Linked DNA regions of Homo sapiens: region 1 is linked to region 2. Evidence: read pairs that join two places in POLR2A ChIA-PET (ENCODE). Cell type or tissue: PC-9. All regions are shown on one strand. Links, peaks and the distances in the headings refer to the core of each region. The heading gives the core; the rest is flanking DNA.

The links. ChIA-PET counts read pairs that join two places held together with the same protein. Peaks named below come from ENCODE experiments on the same cell type or tissue, not always from the same donor. Only the 100,000 strongest peaks of a DNase experiment are listed, where the experiment ranks them.
Region 1: POLR2A ChIA-PET joins it to region 2 with 5 read pairs; 1 of 35 experiments calls an interaction of 5 or more read pairs at or near these places.

Annotation. Positions count from the first base shown.
Region 1 is chr5:74,212,485-74,215,404 of GRCh38, reverse strand. No RefSeq gene overlaps it. Among named protein-coding and RNA genes, the nearest start is that of LINC01335, 94 kb to the left of the region's middle. In PC-9, for the core only: no CTCF peak of the experiment used is centred there; a DNase peak (open chromatin) is centred at 1,284; H3K27ac peaks cover 882 bases.
Region 2 is chr5:74,309,259-74,312,178 of GRCh38, reverse strand. No RefSeq gene overlaps it. Among named protein-coding and RNA genes, the nearest start is that of LINC01335, 2.4 kb to the right of the region's middle. In PC-9, for the core only: no CTCF peak of the experiment used is centred there; a DNase peak (open chromatin) is centred at 1,598; H3K27ac peaks cover 1,449 bases.

The DNA of each region.
Region 1 (2,920 bases), core at 160-2,659, 97 kb after region 2:
TCTGCCAGCTCTCATTCTTCTCCAGTTTGGCTTCACTGTGGCCATTTTAACCCCATCAGCTCTGTAACACTCCCAGGCAGAACAGTTGCTGGGAAGATCCCTGGGTATCTTCCTTTTAGAGTGTAGCCAGGCAGGGTTGGAGAAGATTGCAAACACTTAGAGGTCAGTATCTTCTTTACAACTTCCCTCTTCACTAGCAATCCAAGCGTCCCATTCCTAGAACTCCTTCCTTACCTCTTGCTTTAAGTGAAACATTAAAAACATGCAGTATCTGACTGGGACGCCTGGGTTGGAAGTAAAAGTCACATTTTGGGAGGTGTTTCCATGCTCATGTGGTCTTCATTGTGTGTGTCTCTCATTCTTGTCCTTTCCCTGAATCACTAGTGTTTCTGAGATCATTCCCCAATGCCCCAGCATTTCTGTGCCACGGCAGATGGTCAAGAAGGACCATCTTCCGGTTCTCTTGAGGCAAATGGGGTTATTTAAGGAAGCCTTTGGATCTTTTTAAGTGAGTTGCCCAATAGGATTCATCAGGCTTTGAGTGGGCTCAGTGGGGATCTATGGAGGTGGTAGCTTCCCAAGGAGAGGCAGATTCTAGCTGAGGTTCCAGGCCTATTATATGGGTGTAAATGGGGTTCTGAGGCCAGAAATACAGCATTTCCTGCTGCTGTGTTCACACTTACCTGAGTCCCGTGTGACTGTGGCTGTTTTTCAGGCACAATCAACACAGTCTTAAGTTCTTTTTGGCTTCACATGAAAGAGCAACATGATCTCTACTCCCACTTCAGAATGACTGTTTTCCTAAATAGTGTACTCATATTTCTTGTCTTTGATATGTGTGGATTCATTTCCTTATGTGTTACTCTTCTGGTGGCATAGCCCCTGCTGCCCACAACCGTCTCCCCCTACAAACACACACACACAGTCTCTCGCGTGCACACACACACACACTCACACACACCCCTCAGGAGAGAACAATTGTGTGGCCCAGCACTCGATAATGCCAGGATCCCAGAGTGTGCCATCTATTCAATGCTTGCCAAAAAACCTGACCCTTTGACAGCTGCAAACCAACCACAGATCCTTGCTCTAAGAAAAAAAAATTCTCCAATGGCAGGTCCATTGGTAAAAGTGGGTGACAAAGGAAATTCTAATGTGCAGCAGGCGAGTGTGAATGTGTATGTGTGTATGAATGTGTGTGTGTGTGTGTGTGAGAGAGAGAGAGAGAGAGTGCAAATCTCACAGGCATCACTTGACAGAGTCTGTGTTTGTGTAACTCATTAGTTGCTTATGGAGTCATTAGGGCTGGGGAACCAGTTCTACCTCATTGTAGAACTGTGTACCTGCCACAAATTGCCTTCACCCAGCGTACTTTCTCTTCATATACTTGTCCTCTTGGGTTGAAACCCAGGCTTTGTACTGGCTAAAAAAGACATGGAGGGAGCCCAGGACATAGATTAGATGGTCTTGTCCAAATCTGGCACTGCCAGGAGAGGCAGCGGAAATGACAAATGGCATAAATCATGAATGGAGTCAGGTTTTCTGGAGGTAAATCCTGAAACTGCTGCTTTCCAGCCATGTGACCTTGGACAAGCTACTTAATATTTGTGAACCTCATTCTCTTTATTTGTAAAATGCGAATGGCAATACTAGTACCCACCTCATGGGGTTGATGTGAGGGCTGAATTTGTTAGCACAAGTCTTGTTCACAGTAGGCTCCATATAAGCACTTGCTATTTGTTATTTATGGCACAATGGGGATGGCCTTTTATTCTAACCATTTCCAGAGTTACTACCCTGATCTGAGCCATTGCTATCTCTCACCTGGGTTATTACACAGAATTTCCTAACTGATCTCCCTTCTCCCTACCCTACTGAAGCCAGAGCATGTCACTTCTCTGTTCGGAATCATCTGCTGACTCCCCAAGTCACTCAGAGTGAAAAAACAAAGTCAGTATATTGGCCTAAAAATCCAATCCAGCAACCTGCAACCTTCTGTCTCTGACGCCGTCTCCTGATCCCCCTTCCCTTCCTCAATCTACCTGCCCCACTGGCCCCCTTATCTTCCTCCAACAGATTGCTGTTGCCTAGAATTCAAGATCATTCTCTCTTTAAACCCTACTCAATAATTTTCATCTTCCTGGGCACACAGGCCCTAAAACTTAGAGAACAATTTTTTAATAATTCCGCAGACTCTGCTCTTCCAGCTCACACTTTTATTCCAGGAATCCTGCCTTTTGATGATTGCTTTATACTCTGTTGGACTGAACCTTTCCCATTACATGTGTGCCTGCCCCTCACTCCAAAAAGGTGATTTCCTCCTTGAAAACTGGAACCAAGCTTTTTCATTAATTTGCATTCTTCCCAGAGCCTTGCACATCACCAAGTCCTGATAGGTTAACTTGGGTAGTGCAGAGGCAGGACCTTAGGTCCTGGGTGGGCTATTCCCATGTTTCAATGTGAGTAATTACTTCATTCACGACATGTAAACTGAGCACCTACCAAGTGCCAGGACCTGATGTGGGTACAAGAGTAAATGTGACATGATCCCAGCTCTCCACACTTCTCATAGAAGGGATTTTCAGTCATATGCATTAGAATCATCTGAAGGGTTTAAAAAATAAAGCTATAGCTATAGGCATCCATTTGATATAGCTATACATTGGATATAGATATAGATGGCACATACAGGTACAGATAAACATATGTGGAGCCCCATCCCAGGCCAGCTGAATCACAATCTTCAGAAGTAGGGTCCTGATAGACACGTATTTTCAGAGCTCCACCACCGAAGGTGGCTCCTGTGAGACTCTGGTCCTGTCTCAGGCTAGTGGAGCTGGTGAGACCACACTAGAAGATGATCCAAAGGCAGAGGGGTGTTGGGCGACCCCTACAGGAGCAGAGCTGATATGGGACAGAT
Region 2 (2,920 bases), core at 102-2,601:
CAGAGGTTTGCAGAGGCCAAATAGCCTTCTTTCCAACAGTGATTTGGTAATAGGCTTCTGCTCTTTTGTTTCTTGCTCAATTGCTAAAGTTTTGGGTACAGTTCTTGAAGGATTCATAGGTGCCTGAAAAGCCAATACATTCTTCCACATTGCCCTGTGCTTAGTGGTTATGCTTTTCCTCTTTATCAGCAGGAGTTAGAAAACAAGCAGATTTTCCCTCTGAGATTCTCAGTATTGTTCTGGGTTCTATTAAAATGCTGGGTTAGTTTTCAGAGGGATTGCTTCATCCTTTGAGCAATTAGTACCTTTTAAAAATTCTGACATCTTTCAGACCCTGTCCTGCAGACCCCACTAAAGTGCTTTTGTCAGAACAGTTTTAGCAGTCCTAGATCATGTTTTGCCAGCTGCTCCAGCCAGCGGTACAGAGAAAACACTTAAGCATATGGTTCAGATGCTTGCATTTTTATCTGGGTAAAATCTGTGTGAAAAGGCCCCAGAGTTTAAAAAGCCAATCAGTGTATATGATGTCAGAATGCTCACTGTTTGTCTCATTTTCTTAACATCCTGGTGTGATCTTCTAGGTGTGTCTAATTGTTCCAAAGGCACAGCTGTGTGGATTTGATTTCCCTACAAAAAAAAAAAAAAAAAAAAAAAAAAAGCCATATCCTCCAATGTCAGGGAACAGTCTATGACTTCCCTTCTGGTTCTCACCTTGGAATTTCTATGAAGCCCCCAGACTTCAAACTCTTTTGGCGGCAAAGTAGAAAGCATTTTTCCTTCAGCCTTAAAGGCTGACTTTTGATACCTTTGAACTTATCCTGAAGAACAAGGACCATTCAGAATTGATCTCATCACTCGGACTTTTAAGCATGTTCATAGCTCAGCGCTAAAAGGAAAAAAAACGGAGGGAGAAGAAAGGAAATCTTCACTGATCTTTCCTTTGTACATACTTGTGTGACCCTTTCATGCAGGCTTTTGTGGGGGCGTTGCAGCAAAAGATTGTTTTGCCTCAGAGAACAATTCTTTTGAGACACAACAGACTTATTTTCCTGGAGCTGAAATGAGTAGTTCAGCATTGACGTTTAAGGCACCCTCTGAGTCTGATCCTGGGGAAGCGGGAAGCTACTATTTGTAGTTGGAAAAAATATCAACCTCAGATGAAGCAAATCATAGACTCTACTGTTTCCTCAAGTTACTCAAGGTCAATAATGTCAAAGATACTCGCTAAGCAGTGGGCATATTCCTCTAGGTAACGTTCTGACACGATCCATTATTCAAGTCAGGCAACAAAGCTGCCAAAATCCAGAGAGGACAGACATTTGTGATGAACTTTCATCCTGAGAACTACCTTCTTGAATGAGTAGGCTATGGCCTCTCCCCATTACCTCTTTGTCCTCTATGGAAAGGATCAAAGTGTCTGAGACTGGAGTGCCTGCTCTGTGCCTAGATTGGAAAACTAGGCTGGTTTGATTTACCTACAGAAAAAGCCTGTGGCTAGAAACCAACTTTTCCCACAGCTGCCCGGTCCAGCTCCACCTCTCCTTGGGAAGGCGTCTCTCCTTGATTTGGAGATTTCCTGCAACACACTATCCTGACAGGTGACTCAGCTGCCAAACTTCCCTTCCTGGACCAATTGCACTGCTGTTGAAGCACTTATAAAGTATATGACCTAGTCTCAATTATTAGTACTCACAGAAGAGAGCAATGATGTAAAGCAAAAAACAGACCCAGCTAGCAGTCACTTCCCAGAACATGTGCTTTTGAATTGCTATGTTTTCTACTGCCGGGGTATGAGCTTTCCTAACACCAGCATAAATATCACCCACACAGCCATTTCTTATGTTTTTTATTAGATATTGTTTTTGCAGTTGATAGGAGTCAAAGAAGGTCCTTATAAAGCTTTGTCTCAGGGAGTCTGTGTCAGTAATAAGTGACAGGAAACTCAAAAAGGCTTAAGCAGAAAAGGGAATGTATTAATGAAAGGTATTCAGGGCTTCAGAATGATAGATTTGGGGGCTTAGGTTAGTTAATCACAACTGTTATTATCATCATATTTTGACTTGGTCATTTTTTTTTTGTAAGCTTAAAAGTGTCAACTCCATGTGACAGCAAGATAGTTCTTAGTTTCAAATCCAGCAAGCAATAAGAGTGACTCTTTCCCTCACAAACACCTCAGAAGAAAACTCTAAGGTATCTCATTGTCCCTGTTGGGTTAAATGTCCTTTCTAAGCCAGTTATTGAAAAATGTAATAATCATGTTGGGTGGTCTGAATCACATGTCACAATGAGCTTGTGTTATGGTCATCTCCCTGGAACCATGTAGACTGAAAATAGGAGATGAATGGATTTCTAAATGAAGATGGGGACTGTTTCCACAAGAAGTGGAAGTAGAAACTGGGTGTGACTAAGAGTACACATGTTCACTTTAGGCACAGATACAGCTAAGCAACCATACCTTCTCTAATGGTGCCAACTTCATAGCAGGCTATATCTGCCATGACTTAGTAAAAGGGGAAGAGAGGAAGATGTGTAGAGATGAATAAAACAGAATCTTTGCCTTTGAGAATGTTGGGGCCCAGAAAGTGATGCCCCAAAGACTGTTGCTGTGATGTGCTGAGGAGCCCTAGAAGCTGCCTAAGAATGAAGGTTCCTCTACCTTTGTCTTGTCTCTTAAGCACAAGGAAGGACTCTTCCTGGAATTTCTTTATGTGACCAAGAAAGCTCCTTTCCAAAATAAATGCAATTATCTTAAATGCTTTCCTTAGGGACCTCATCAAATAACCAGGAAAGATTAATCACCTGAGAAGAGAAGAGACTGGGAATCTTCACCCTGCCCAGACAGACTTTTCATCTATTCTCCTGAGAGCAGCTCCAAGAGATTACCTGTGGGACTCAATTTGCATAATAAGATGACCTTTGT